2 separate regions of the Mus musculus genome follow, and region 2 is linked to region 1. Evidence: chromatin contacts called from ENCODE Hi-C or POLR2A ChIA-PET data. All regions are on one chromosome and are shown on one strand. The core of a region is the stretch at or near the end of the contact, and the rest is flanking DNA. Distances in the headings are between cores, read along the strand shown.

What was found. A loop is a pair of places that touch in the nucleus more often than their neighbours do. ChIA-PET counts read pairs that join two places held with the same protein, here RNA polymerase II (POLR2A).
Region 2: a loop to region 1 is called in a map of heart, with 7 times the contacts of the local background. The contact joins the promoter of Ptges3 here to the promoter of Baz2a in region 1. A Hi-C loop is called at or near these places in 4 of 37 maps with a recorded cell type or tissue (T-helper 1 cell, heart and left cerebral cortex). POLR2A ChIA-PET finds 5 or more read pairs at or near these places in 5 of 5 experiments (Patski and embryonic stem cell).

The regions. Positions count from the first base shown.
Region 1 is chr10:128,088,506-128,095,626 of GRCm38, reverse strand. It overlaps Baz2a (bromodomain adjacent to zinc finger domain, 2A), which reads right to left and starts at 2,844. Exons shown (of 30, transcript NM_054078.2): 1 at 2,777-2,844. Atp5b (ATP synthase, H+ transporting mitochondrial F1 complex, beta subunit) reads right to left here. Exons shown (of 10, transcript NM_016774.3): 8 at 7,094-7,121; 9 at 6,469-6,670; 10 at 5,239-5,608. The coding sequence ends at 5,508.
Region 2 is chr10:128,056,082-128,063,202 of GRCm38, reverse strand. It overlaps Ptges3 (prostaglandin E synthase 3), which reads right to left and starts at 4,221. Exons shown (of 8, transcript NM_019766.4): 1 at 3,917-4,221. The coding sequence starts at 3,918.

The DNA of each region.
Region 1 (7,121 bases), core at 1,595-4,094:
TTACCCCAGACAGGGATTCTGAGTGTGGGAGATGCTTTACCCACCCATCATTATAAAAAGTTCAGATAGGTTTCAAAAGGAAGATCTCTTTAAGATAAGCCAAAAATGTGGGCTCAGCACATGGTTCCTCTCCCTCAACAGAGCTAAGTAGATTACTAAGGGAAGGAGGAGACAGAACAAAATCTCTCTCCCCTGTCAAAATGAGTTTATAAAGTCAGTCACGGCAACCTACGCCTGTAATTCATTCCTACACTGAAGAGGCATAGAGGAGAGGATCGCCCTGTGAGCTCAAGGCCAGCTCGGTCTACAAATCCAGTTCCAGACTAGTCAGGACTTCATTGTGAGACTTTGTCTGGAAAAAACACAAAAGGACAAAGGTCGCCTGGGGGGATACACCTTATCTTTCCAAAAGCCCACTAACCTCCACGCCCTGGAGAAAGGAGAAGTAAACTTAGGCCAAAAAAAAAGTGTGGCCGGGTGTGGTGGCGCACGCCTTTAAATCCCAGCACTTGGGAGGGGAAGGCAGGTGGATTTCTGAGTTCCAGGACAGCCAGGACTATACAGAAAAACCCTGTCTCAAAAAACAAACAAACAAAAATGTGTAACCCCACCACCACCAAGAAAAAAAAAAAAAGCTTAGGTTGGAACTGGCACCTAAGGGCAGGAGAGGGAAGAGACAGATTTAGAGGAAAGCTGGTATCTTTCTGTCCTCTCCTTTTTCCAGGGCAGATGACTCTTCCTACTTCCCACCCGGGGCTAACCAGTTTGAGACAGGGCACGCAGAGGAGGAGCCTGCGCCAGTCAGACGTCCGTGACCACGCCCCTTCGCTTCATCACCACACACCCACACACACCCACCGCTGGCTCCGGAAGAGCCGGTTACTCCTGTGCCCCACTGTTCCCACCCCTTCCGAGCCCCAGGCCTAGTAACCTCGGCTACTTTTAGGCCCAAACCCTGCCCTGAGCCAGTAAAGAAAGAGGTAAGATAGAAGACCACCAGATATTAGAAGAGGAAAAACAGGGCATAATACGTTTTTTCATCTGGTACAGAAGGGCTCCTATCGCTTTATCCCACCTAGGCTGCGATCTTCCCTACTCTCTGAAGGATAAAGGTGGGCAGGGAATACGCCCCAAAGCTTTTTACTTTTTGCCGGGTGCCTTAACATACAACACTTGTGACCTGCCCCCCACCCCCATGCCAAATCTGAACGCAAAAAAGCGGACTTGATCCCATGTGTCCCCAAACATTTGTCAATCCCCATAACAATGTGGCTGGTTAGCCAACAAGCCTCCCTTCAAGAAGCTACTCCAAAGAGAAAGGGGCCAACGGTCATTTTATTAGCAACCTGTGAGAAGAGTGTCTGGGGAACAGACTGAACCTCCCACAAAACAAGCCAGAGGATGATGAGACGTGAAGTGGCGATAAACACCTGCCACCGCCTTCTCACCCTCCAAGTTCCTGCTGTACCTCCCTGTCTCTGGGTCAGCTGTCATTGTGCCAGCCACTCTGGAGCCAGATGGCTGGGGCTATGAGATGGTGGTATGCATCCTAGCTGTACCTTCCCTTTCCTCTTCAAGACACTCCAAGCATCCAACCTTAAGCACTACAGGACACACACACTGCGCCCTTCCCAGCACCTTTAGTTGTGACTCAGAGTAGTATAAGACAAACCCTGACACCCATTCTACTAATTCTGGAGGCAGGGGCACTAGAGAAGGAGCTCGGGGCTCAGCTGGATGGAAAGAGTATTTCCTATTGAAGGTAGGGTAATTATAAAGACCTCCCACTCCATGACTGAACCGATCTTGCCTTAGCCACAGCTCTTGGCCCTGTAGCAATTCCCATTGGTTCCTTTTCGGCACTCAGGTTCGGAGGAGACAATCTCACCGTATTTTGGTAAGGTTAGGTTCTCTCATAATATGCCAAAAAGATTGTAACCCCTCCCCTTCTCCAAGTGGGTCTGCGCCCCTCGGATTTAGTCTCCAAATTCCCCAACGGACAGCTGGGCATATGATAGGCATATAAGACAGTGACATCTCGGGGTTTTTGTTTGTTTTGTTTTCTGGAGTAACCTGAAATAGAGAAGGTTGGGCTTCCTTTGCCTTACCCAGCACCCCCAATCCCTTAGAGACTTAGCCCCAGTCTTGTTCTGCCGCAACAGCCGCTGAAGCGGAGTATCACAAGGTTCCCGCAGCGCCGCTGCCCCCGGCGCCCGGACTAGGGGGAGGGGCCAGCTCCAGCGGGGCCGAGCGCCCTTCCCACCGAGATCAGGGGGCGGTGCTCGGGTCCGACCCCAAACTCGGCAAGAAAAGCTTTAGGTGAGACTTAGCTGAACTTGAAGGGTGAGCGGAGCAGGGCGGACAGCGCCCGTAACGTGCGTCGTACCCCCCGCCCCCCGCACTACCAGGAGAGGGGTTGGGGTGGCGGTTATCTCCCCCCCCCTCCGGGGTTAGGATGGCGTGGGAAAGCGCTAGTTCCAGAGAAGAGGAGGCGAAACCCAGACCGCGGGAGAGCTTTCTGGCGAGGGAGGCGCGGGGGAGGGGAGATCCAGGGCCGGAATAGGAGGGGTTCCCGGGAGAGGATGGCGGAGAGGCGTGAGAAGCCTCCGGATCCCGGGCGCAGAGGACAGGGGAGGAACGGGCGAGGAGGCAGGGCGGGGGAGAGAGCAAGGGCAGCGGGCGCAGGGAAGGTCAGAGCTTGGATCCCAGGGGAGGAAGCGGCTGCGGGGACGCCCTGCCCTGGACCCCGGGCCTGGAGGCGGATGCCGGGCCTCACCTGAAGCAGGGCCGGGCCGGGCGGCGGCGGCGGCGCAGGTGGCCGAGCCGGGCGGCGGCGCCTCCTCCCCCAGCCCGAGGCCGGCGGCGGAGGGGGGGGGGGCGGCGCTTAAAGGGGCAGGAGCCACCCGGGTGAGGACGAGCGCTCAGGGACGGCTGTCGCGAAGGCTCCGCTGGGGGAGGGGACGGCGGGTGGCGTCTCCTAGGGGCCAGAACCAGGAAGGATCCCAGATGCAGGAAAAGACAGAAACTTCTGCGGCGTAGTTGGGGACAGCGGTGGGTCTGAACTGGAGTACTTGAAGAGCTCTTTTTGCCGGCACGGGGCGCCCAGCTAAGACTTATTCACAAAGGAGGCTGGAGAGACAGTGGGAGCCACAAAGATTCAAGGAGGCCTAGGAGAGCAGGAGAGGGAACTCAAGGCCGAGAGCATGTCGGGGTCACGCACAGCGCCCTGCTAGGTAAACAGGCTTCTCCCGGCCCTATCCGTACTACAGCTGTACAAATCTGGAATCAGGAAACCACAGAGGCAAAACGCTCTCTGTCCTGTCAATGGTGGAGGCCATCCGTAACAGGGTCGTGAGGCTGATGCAGGGCTAAGAATCGACTTTATTCATTGCTCGGTTTGGCCCCAGCCACCACCACCACCCTTGCAGCAACCTCTGGGGCAACAGGAAGCAGCTGCTCAGTGCAGCCCCGACCCGGTGGTGGGTTAAAGGGGGGAGGAAGAAACACCGAGAGAAACTAGGGGGAGGGGAAGCATCTCTTACAAGACCAAGACTGAACTAGTAATGAATACAGTAAAATACTACTTGAATCTCTGCACTTAAATTGGAGCGGGGGGTTCTAGGGTGAGGAAGGAAGCCCTAACCTAAGATACAACCCCAGGCTCTTCCTTAGAGCTGGAGCTTGCCAATGCTCAGCAGCTCACCAGCTAAGCCCCGTGTCCCCCCCACAGTCCGTTTCTCTTCCTTCACTCCCCCAAAAGAGCAAAGGTTAGGCCCCACCCCTGCTGAGTCAGCCAGAGAGGGAGCTGGGCATCCCTCAGGCCTTTCCCAGGGGCAGCTATCATACTTACCCATGTCAGGCTGGCAGGACTCAGGATTAGGACCCAGATTCTCACTGTCCTTGGGTCTTGCTTCAATTGAAGGCTACTGTTGGATCCTGTCCAACTATGGGCTGGGAACTCGCAAACCCCAAAAAAGCCAATGTATGCTTCCTGCGAACGACACAGCCTGAACTGCTGTAGGGTGATGTCCCTGTATGACAGACTGGGGTGGGAGGGAGGAGGGAAGGGCGGGGCTTTCATTGGGTGGAGAGAGGGAGGAGGCGAGGACAGGGCCGACCGGAGAAATATGGAGGAAGGTTAGAACTATATTAATACTTTAGGACTGTGGTTGAAGGGGACAGTAAAGGATGAAGGAAACAAAGAGTTACAGCTAGCGAGAGAGAAAGGTTCTCTACAAACCTTAGAGAACACGAACACCGGGATGGAAATGACCTTTAAAATATCAGTTTCCAAGTCTGTACTTGGGTGACAAAGCAGAAAGAGGTGACCTGTGTACTCTTAGGTCTTTATCAGCTTTTTGCCGACTCGAGTCAGGATCTGGAGCTGTCCCCACCCGGTAACAGCATTTCCCCCAACCCAAGCTCCAAGAGCAAACTACCAAGAACAGGCAACTCAGGGGCGCCACCTTCTGTCCTAATCTTGACACAGGAGGGACTGGAGCCAAGGACGTCATAGACAGATGGAAGCTCAAGCCTCTACTCCACCCCAGGAACCTTTCCCAGAGCCCTTTAGGTCACAGAGCTCAGAATTGGGAGTTGAGCTGTCCAGAGCTCTACCCCAAGTGGACAACCTTACAAGGTGAAACTTATAGATGTAGGCTCCTCCCCAGGCCAACTCCAGCTGGTTTGTAAATAGTCATTAGACTATAGAAATACCTCCTTGCAAATAGCCTTAAATAGATTTCAAAATGGTGAGATTGCAGGTCTTGTAGTGTCAAATGCTTCCACAAGAGGCCACTGGCTGGGCTCAAACACGTTGTAAGGCACAAAATACATCCTAGCATAGTGTGTGCTAAGGTACCCATTTTTATGAAGAGGAAGTACTGCTTTTCAAAAGTCCCAGTGGCAACAGTATCAAGATTACTCTTTGTAACATCACCGAAGCCTTAAAACTTTTTCATAAGGGATCTTAAGAGACCATTTTTTTTTTTTGCCCTGAAGACTCAAGCACAAACATGCACAGCTAGGCTTGTTCAAATTTCTGGCAATATATTAAGAATTTTCTGAATGAGTACCTAGACAAGACCCTCAATTGTGACAGATAGTCAGCATTTCCTAAAAACGCAATCCCTGTCTTGAATAAGTTTATCTATTTTCTCCAGGGGAAAAACACTTTAGTGATAGTTGGAGCAAAAACCAAAGCTGAGCCTATTATGAAACACAAGGCCCATAGAATCTCATTAATAAATTGATCTTTTTAATAATAATCCTGTTTCTAACAATTTCCTAAATGTGGCCCACCACTGTGAGCTCAATTATAAGCTGTTTCAGAAGCAACATAAACAGACATAAATGAGGGGTATATACTTTATTGAAAACTTTAAATACTCTTCAGAGAGAACATCACATCTTCAATCAAGGCTCTTGTGTGGCCTGCATGGAAGGAAACCTGAGCTCTCGCTTGATATGGAGAGATCAGTTGCAGTGCTGCCTTTGGCTGGAGTCCCTCACGACCCGTGCTCTTCTGCCAGCTTATCAGCCTTTGCCACGGCTTCTTCAATGGGTCCCACCATGTAGAAGGCTTGTTCTGGGAGATGGTCATATTCACCTACATAGGGGAAAACACAGTAAGAAGCTGAGTTATATCAGCTTCCTGCAGCATGTACACCTCACCACTTGAGCCCACTGTGAAACCTTATCATGCAAGGAAACTTTTCAACTTCCACGTGAAATTTACTTTTGGGGGGTGGGGGTGTGTTCCTGGCTGACCTGGAACTCAAGCCCCTAGATCTATTTAGGAGTCCCAGCACTAAAGGTGTGCACCATATCCACCCCCTTCCAAGTATAATTGTTTTTAAAGTGTAAAGTGTGTAATTTAAGACAAGATGTAGTAGATCAAGAATATGTTTGGGGCTTGAGTGGTGGTTTAACACTGACTACTGCTTTATCACCTCTAATTCCAGTGACCAGACACCACTCCTAACCTCCACTGACTGTTCTGGGAGGATCTAACTCCTCATGGGATCGTGTACTCACATCACATACAACACTCAGACACACAAGCACTTAAAAACCCGTAATCTGGAGCACCTGAGTTAAAATTCTCACTTTCAACTCAGTGACATGGGACAGTTAATGGAAGGCAGGGTAATGGCCTTTAATGGTATACTTTAAGAAAAGTATAGACAAGGGGGCTAGAGATGGCTCAGAGGTTAAGAGCATAGACTGTTCTTCCAAAGGTCCTGAGTTCAATTCCCAGCAACCACATGGTGGCTCACAACCATCTGTAATGGGATCTGACGCTGTCTCTGGAGTGTCTGAAGAAAACTACAGTGTACATACACATAATAGATCTTTAAGAAAGAAAAGAAAGGTATGTATCATTTCATTTGATCATGTTAGAATGAGAAGATAGGCTTGTTTTCTCTCACTTTTATGGCTAGGCTTGATAAAAAGAAAAAACCTCACCTGCTAAAATCTGCTGGAATCCTTTAATGGTCTCCTTCAAGGGCACCAGCTTCCCCATGTGACCCGTGAAGACCTCAGCAACTTGGAATGGCTGAGACAAGAAGCGCTGTATCTTTCTTGCCCGGGACACAGTCAATTTATCTTCCTCAGAAAGTTCATCCATACCCAAGATGGCAATGATGTCCTGGAGAGATTTGTAGTCCTAAAAGCAAGCAAGATGAAAGGAAGGACAGAGTTAAGTGCCTACACTTTCAGAAGGTCCAGGAAGCCATCAACCAAGGTTAGTGTCTTATTCTGCCTATTCAACTAGGTTAGAAAACAACTGATTATTTTTTTGAGAAAGAGTTTCTTTGTGTAGCCTTGGCTATCCTTGTAGACCAGGCTGGCCTCTGCCTCCTGAGTGCTGGGATTAAAGATGTGCACCACTACTGCCAGTCTGACAACTGGATTCTAAGGGTGAAGTAGAGTACCCTGAAACTGGGGACACCTCATCAGCAGTATCAATCCATTCTCAACTTTCCTTGTTCACACAAATGACTAGGGGGAAAAAAAAATCTAGTCCTTATAGAGGTCTCAAATTCCTTACAATTTGATGGCCATTGACTCTGAGGATAAAGATACTCACCTGCAGGATTTTCTGCACTCCTCGGGCG
Region 2 (7,121 bases), core at 2,972-5,471, 34 kb after region 1:
AAAGAGGGTTAGTGGAGGTGTTGGTACATATCTTTTATCCCAACACTGGGGAGGCAGAGCTGGGGATCTGAGTTCAAGGCTAGTATGGTTTACAGAGTAAGACCCTGTCTTAATCCTTCCCCCCCAAAAACCCTATCAGTTCATCCATACAATAAATAAGAGCTAGGGCTAAAGCAAAGTGGTAGAGCAGTTTGCCTAGCACATGTGAATGAAACCTTGTGTCTGTCTTGGTTGTAAGATTTTAAATACAATTCTAGATTTGAGACTCTATACAAAGCTGGACATGATGGCACATTGATGGCACATGCTTGTAATCTCACCATTTGGGTGGTAGGAGGCCTGATTACAAGTTCCACATCAGCCTGGCATACACAGTGAGACCTACTTAAAAACCCCAAACCACCAAAACCCCTATCATCTATTTTATATTGTCTCCCTGGTGTGAAGGAGGAAATATCAGTAACTGCTTAAGATCCAAAATGATATCTTGGCTTCTAGTTCTTTAAAATGAAAAATACAATTAAACAGTAATTTTAAATTAGCAATAAGAAACCGGGCGTGGTGGCGCATGCCTTTAATCCCAGCACTCGGGAGGCAGAGGCAGGCGGAGAGGCCAGCCTGGTCTACAAGTGAGTTCCAGGGCTATACAGAGAAACCTTGTCTCGAAAACAAAAACAAAACAAAAAAATAGCAACAGGAGTAACCTACAACCCAGCAAATTTTGCCACTTTGTTTCTATGCCTTCTAGTTAAAGTCTAACTCAGCAAGAAAAAAAGGGAAAATCAGTTGCCAGGTTACAGTGGTTAGGAAATCAACATTGAACAAAGGCCACCATCAGATACTCTTCTCAAACTTGAACCATATACCACATGCCTACTAAAAGTTTGGAAAGCTGAAGATTTTGGGAGTTTTGCAGAGTAAAAATTCAACAAACAGGCCAGGCATTGTGGAATTTAACTTTTAATCCCAATACCTAGAAGGCAGAGGCAGTCTGATCTTGAGTTCAAGTCCACCTTGGTCTACATGAGTTCCAGGACCATACAGTGAGATTATAGCCGGGGCTATATATAGTAAGACCCTATCCTATCTCAAAGAAAAAGTCTGTTTACAGCAAACATTAAACTATACACTATCAACCAGAATTTTCCAATTTCACTTTAGAATTCTACGTCAATAGTTACATAAATGACTTGATGTTTACAAAATGGTATATAGTGAACATTTTTATCATTGAAGGAGTTGTTCCTATTTACTTTACGTGTTTTTTGCCTACATGTACATAAGGACACTGCTTATATACCCAGTGTCCACGGAAGCCAGAAGAGGGTTCCTAACCCTGATCCCCTGAAATCTGGTACTGTTGTCAACCACCATGTGGGGTTTGAGAATTGAACCCAGATCCTCTGCTAAAGGATGAGCCACCTCTTTAACCCTGTAGAATGACCATTTTAAAAAGACCAGGTATCTGACCTCTTCAAAATGTGCACAATGGTGCAAACCTGGTCCACACAGAAACCTCATCACAAAAAACAAAAATAAATGAGATGTGTGCACACTATATAGACCTATCTGGCCTTGATCTTATATAATCCCAATATATAATCCTATTGGGTTCACCTATAATCCCAAATAATTAGGAAGTGGAGGGAAAGAGTAGGAGTTCAAGGGGGATCCTCCCACATATTGGGAGGTTAGGCCACCTAGGGCAGCATAGACGCTTTCTCAAAAAACAATCCCTTTAAAGAAGGTAATAGGATCAGGAGTTGTACACCTTTAATCCTAGAACTCAGGGAGGCAGAGGCAGGTGTATCTCCAGCCCAAGTTCCAGGATAGCCAGAGCTACACAGGGAGAACTTGTCTCAAAAAAAAAAAAAAAAAAAAAGCTGGGCGTGGTGGTGCACGCCTTTATTCCCAGCACTCAGGGGGCAGGCGGATTTCTGAGTTCAAGGCCAGCCTGGTCTACACAGAGAAACCCTGTCTCAAAAAACCAAAAAAAAAAAAAAAACCTAAAAATCAAAACAGACAAAAACAAACAAGAGCACCCACACACACAAAGGTTGGAAAGATGGCTCAAGGGTTAAAAGCGCTGGCTGCTCTTCCAGAGGACCCAGGGTTCTAGCCCCAGCACCCACATGGTGATTCACAAACCTCTAGCTCCAGGGTATCCAACATTCTCTTCAGGCCTGGCCTCTAGCAGTGCAGATGATACACAAACATACAGACAAAACATCCACACCACACTGCTCTTGCTTCTACAAGAGCACCCAAGCAGGGTGGCTCACAACTGCCTCTAACTCCAGATTCAGAACTAACACCTCTGCTCTCAGCAGGCAGTTGGTTCTGGTAATAGAACTTGGGTTCTCAGCAAGGGTAGCCAGTGCTGTTAATCACTGCGCAGTCTCTCTACCTCCTAAATTGCTACTTCTGGATGAAAAGATGTTTCGTTTGGCTATGTTTATCTACTAAATTGATTATGTTTTACCTAGCAATTCATTTTCCCCGTACAGTTTGGAAAATATCAAAAAGTTTTTACATAAACTTGTCCTAAGAAGCCAACATGACATCAGAATACAGGTCAGTCACACACAAGAGCTTTTTCTTAACATCTCAAAGGTAAAATTTAAATCCATGCTGGTGAGATGGCTAAGCAAGTGAAGGCTCTCCGTTTCTCTACCTGACAACTTAAATTGTTTCCCCACAGACTGTCCTCTTACCTCCAGGAACACGAGGGGGTGGGGGGAGGGCACACACATGAATAAAATTACTATAATGAAACACTAAAATGTAAAACCTGCTACATATCTTTGTTTTTATGGGGGACTCCTCCAAATTTCTTTACACATTTTCTAGTACTACATGGTCTTCTTCTAGGACCTGTTTCTCAGCCACTAATTGGCTCTAGGACATCGTCTATCAATTTAGATTTTTAGCCATTCAAGCAAGCAGTTAAAACTTAAACTTGTACAATCGTTAAACTTTTTTTTTCAACTACAATCCGTAACTTTTAGTGCTGTGCATAGCAGCCACCCACACCACCCTCAAGTACTGTAATTCAATTCTCTCATATTTGAAAGTTGTCCAGGCTAGAAAAATAAGGGCAAAAATTCTTAGATTAAAAGAATCTGTAACCTCCATATAAACAAATTAAGACCTTCAGGCAAGTGAGATGGTCATTTTATACCTGTTTCACCTCCGCATACAAAGAGCATGACGAAATGCCACCCAAAGTTTATTGAGGTACAGAGAAGAAAAGAGTCCACAAGTATCTTGTGACTAGACACGTGCAGAACTACCTGCTCCATAGTAACTATTACTCGCTGCCAAGGAGGTGACCGCATTTGCTAGCGTTCACCATTTTCAAGAGACCCGAGATGTGGGAACGGGAAGTTTCGTTGTGGTGACGGCATGGCCCCCTCTAGTTGCCTAGCAGTGCCTGCCGCCGAGGGCCGCGTGGTGCCCTACCGGTAGCACCGGCTTACGGCGGCACCCACAAATGCTCTCAGCCCGGTCCTGCCGGGTCCGGGCATCAGCACCGAGCGGCAGGACTCCACGGCTCCCGGCGCCCTCATGGCGGAAAGCTCACACACGAGTTTAGGGCCTAAGGCTAAGTTCCCAGAGTTCCGAGAGAGCCAGGCTGTCTAGGGAAGAAAAGTGGGATTTCTGGCACGAGGAATCCGGGGGTCGATCTGGAGGTGGGGAAACGGACATCTGGAGGAAAAATGTCCTCCAACGGTAACAGGAACAAGGATGCAGGCCCTCCCACCCCACGGCAGGGCTGCCACCAGCGCGGGCGGGGAGAAAGGCGAAGGGCCGAGGGTGGGGGGAGGGCGAGGGGCCGTTTCCCGGCAGCCGGGGCTCCCGGCGCGGCCTCGCTCCGCTCCGGGACGACCTTCCGTCGGCGGGATGTCGCACTCACATGGTGAACGGGGCAGAGGGCCAGACAAACGGGTGGGCGGGCCTCGCTGGCGGCGGCTGGCGAGTCGACTCCTCTCCGGCGGCGACTCCGGCGGTCTCTGCCCGGTCGCGGCCTCTCCTCGCTCCTCTTAGGCGACGGCGGCGGCGGGCTCGGCCTCGATGCCCAGAATGCACCGCGCGGAGAGCGGCTCCCTCAACCCGGGAGAGAAGGAAAGTGTAGGAAAAGGGGCGCGAGGACGGAGAAGGAGCGTGCGTGCGCGCGAGGGGTGGCGAGGCCGGGCGGCGGCTGGTGACGCAGCAAAATGCCCGGGCCGGCCGCCGCGCGTGCGCAATCGCCGTTTCCAGGCTCTGCGCGGTTTTCTAGAGATCTCTACGGAAGGGGCGGGGCCTCCCGGCTCCTTCGCGATCCTTCCCGCGCCCGCCCCTCCCCTCGACCCTCCGGCTGCCCCGTTCGCGCCTGTCTTCCCGGGCTCCGGTCTCGCGTTAGCAAGCCGTTGGCCGCCAACCGCCTGAGCACGCTCGCGGGCGATCTCCCCGAGAGACGTAGGGGCCGCCCTGGAAGGCGGTGGGACGCTGCGGCGTATACAGCAGACCCCAAGGCGATGTGTGGGGATTGTTTTGTCTTAGACAGGGGTGCCTGCCGCAAACCCAGGTTGGCCTCGAGTTCAGTCGCCCGAGTCCGGGATTGCAGTCCTGTGCCAAAGCCACCACGCCCGGCAACGCCGGTTGCATCCGTGGAAAAACGGCTTCGTCCTTAAAGCCTGGACCACTCGCTGTTTTTCTGATTGTCCGGATCCCGCCTGGGCTCCTTTAGCGGAGGAGCTGCTTTTGCCTCTTTGCCTTTAGGGGCGCGCCTCTCCCCCCTGCTTGGAGACATTGGCGCCCTGGGGGAGGCGAGGAGGGAAGTTTCTAGATTAATTCGCTGTCTCCTTGCGTGAGTTCAGATGAGGTGGTTAAGGATCTATTTGAAAATCCTTTGACTGGTTTTGTATACAATGCCCTGGGTTAAATGGGGTTAGTAGCCAAGAACAATCTCTGCTTATCAAAAACTGACGGATTAGGGCAGAGGTAGACCAATGAGCCACTATTAGGACATCAGGTTTTTAGAGTAATCCTGCTTCAGTCTCTTATGTGCTGGTATTACAGGCTTTTTTCTTTTGATATTGATGTCAGTGCAGACTAATTGGTGATGTTGGCTGTATAGTCCAGATCCAATTGCCTGATGTTAAGAACTTTACCACCTGTCAGGGAAATGAAAATTAGTCTGGTGTAGTGTCACAGGCTTGTAATCTCAGCTGAAGGAGCTGGGACAACTTGGTAGTGTGGGCAACTTCCCTGTTTCAAATTTCCATTTTTTCCCGAGGTGATGTAAGTATTCTGTCAACAATTATGTATGTGTACCGTGTGTGTGCCTGATTCCCACACAGAGGTCAAAAATAGGGCCTGAGATCCTTTGAAACTAGATCATGTGAACCATGTAGGTTCTGGGAATAGAACCTATGTCTTTAAGAGCACCCAGTGTTCTGACTGCTGAACCATTAACTCCAGTTCCCTCAAAATTCGAAAAGAGCTAGGGTTCATGGCCCATGTCTGTAATCCCAACAGTGGGTTGGCAGGTAGAAGCAGGTTGATCTCTGAGTTTGTCCAGCCTTGTATATATAAAGACACATGCCTCAAAAAATCAGACTTGCCGGGCGGTGGTGGTGCACACCTTAAATCCCAACACTCCGGAGGCAGAGGCAGGCAGATTCTGAGTTCGAGACCAGCCTGGTCTACCAAGTGAGTTCCAGGGCAGCCAGGGCTACACAGAGAAACCCTGTCTCAAAAATCAAAAAACAAAACAAACCCCCCCCCCAAATCAGACAAAAACAAAACAGACAACCCCACCCCCCAAAAAGAAACATTTTCAATTTCAATAAAGGTTAGGATGTAGCTCAGTGGTAGAGTACTTGCTTAGCATGGGTAAGCCCTGGGCTTAGACCATGACACCAGCAACTACTAACACATCCCCAAAAGAAAAAAGACCCACTGTTATAATGGAAAATTGAAAAGTGTTAGAAGCACAAAAAAAGAGGGACATGTTAACTGGAAGAAACAGAACAGGCCTTGTTAAGAAACTTTTATCAGGGATGAAGAAATAGCTCAGAATTTAGAGCACTGGCTGCTCTTCTATAAGACCTGGGTTCAGTTCCATTAGTCCCAGGATATCTGACCTCTGGCCTCCAATGGCACCAGGCATGTGCATTGGGCATAGATACTACACACAGGCAAAACACCCCCACACAAAACTTAAACAAGGCCAGGTATGACATATGCCCTTAACCCTAGCACAGTTAAAATCAGGCCATCCAGGGCTATGCAGTGATTGATACTGTCTCAAAAAAAAAAAAAAAAAATGATGATGTAGAAGTTGACAGCACTTACTGCTCTTCCAGGAAACTCAGGCTCAATTGTCAGCTTCCACATGGTGACTCACTGTAACGTGGTGCAAAGGCACATACATACATACATACATACATACATAATACATTCATAATACATACATACGCAAAACACCAGTACAAGTAAAATAATGAAAATAGGATGGAAGGCCTTCAGTTCATAAGAAAATAGTTCAACCTACCTTTTTGCTTTGTTGTAATGCTAGGGACTGAGCCCAGTGCCTCCTGTGTCCTTTACCCATCCCCATTTTGACCTGCTTGTCTTAGGGTTATTCTCTAGGACCCAAGGCAACCCTTGGAAGAAGGGTTTTGAAAATGTTGGCAACAGTGAAAGGAAATGAGTGCAGAATAAAATGTGTGATGAGAGCCCGGCGTGGTGGCGCACGCCTTTAATCCCAGCACTCGGGAGGCAGAGGCAGGCGGATTTCTGAGTTCGAGGCCAGCCTGGTCTACAAAGTGAGCTCCAGGACAGCCAGGGCTATACAGAGAAACCCTGTCTCGAAAAAAACCAAAAAAAAAAAAAAAAAATGTGTGATGAGAGGAGGAGTTTGCTTCTGGGAGGAGTTTGCCCATGCCCACAGCATGGTACACTTTGCAGTGCCAGTGCCTTCACGACACAAGATATCAACAACACTTTGGAATTACTTTGAGACTGTTGCATGTAATAAGACTGCAGTGTCATTTACTATAACACAAAAGTTTTTATTATACAGGCTTAATTATGTAAAACAAAATACTTTCCTACTATTAGAATACAAATATCCA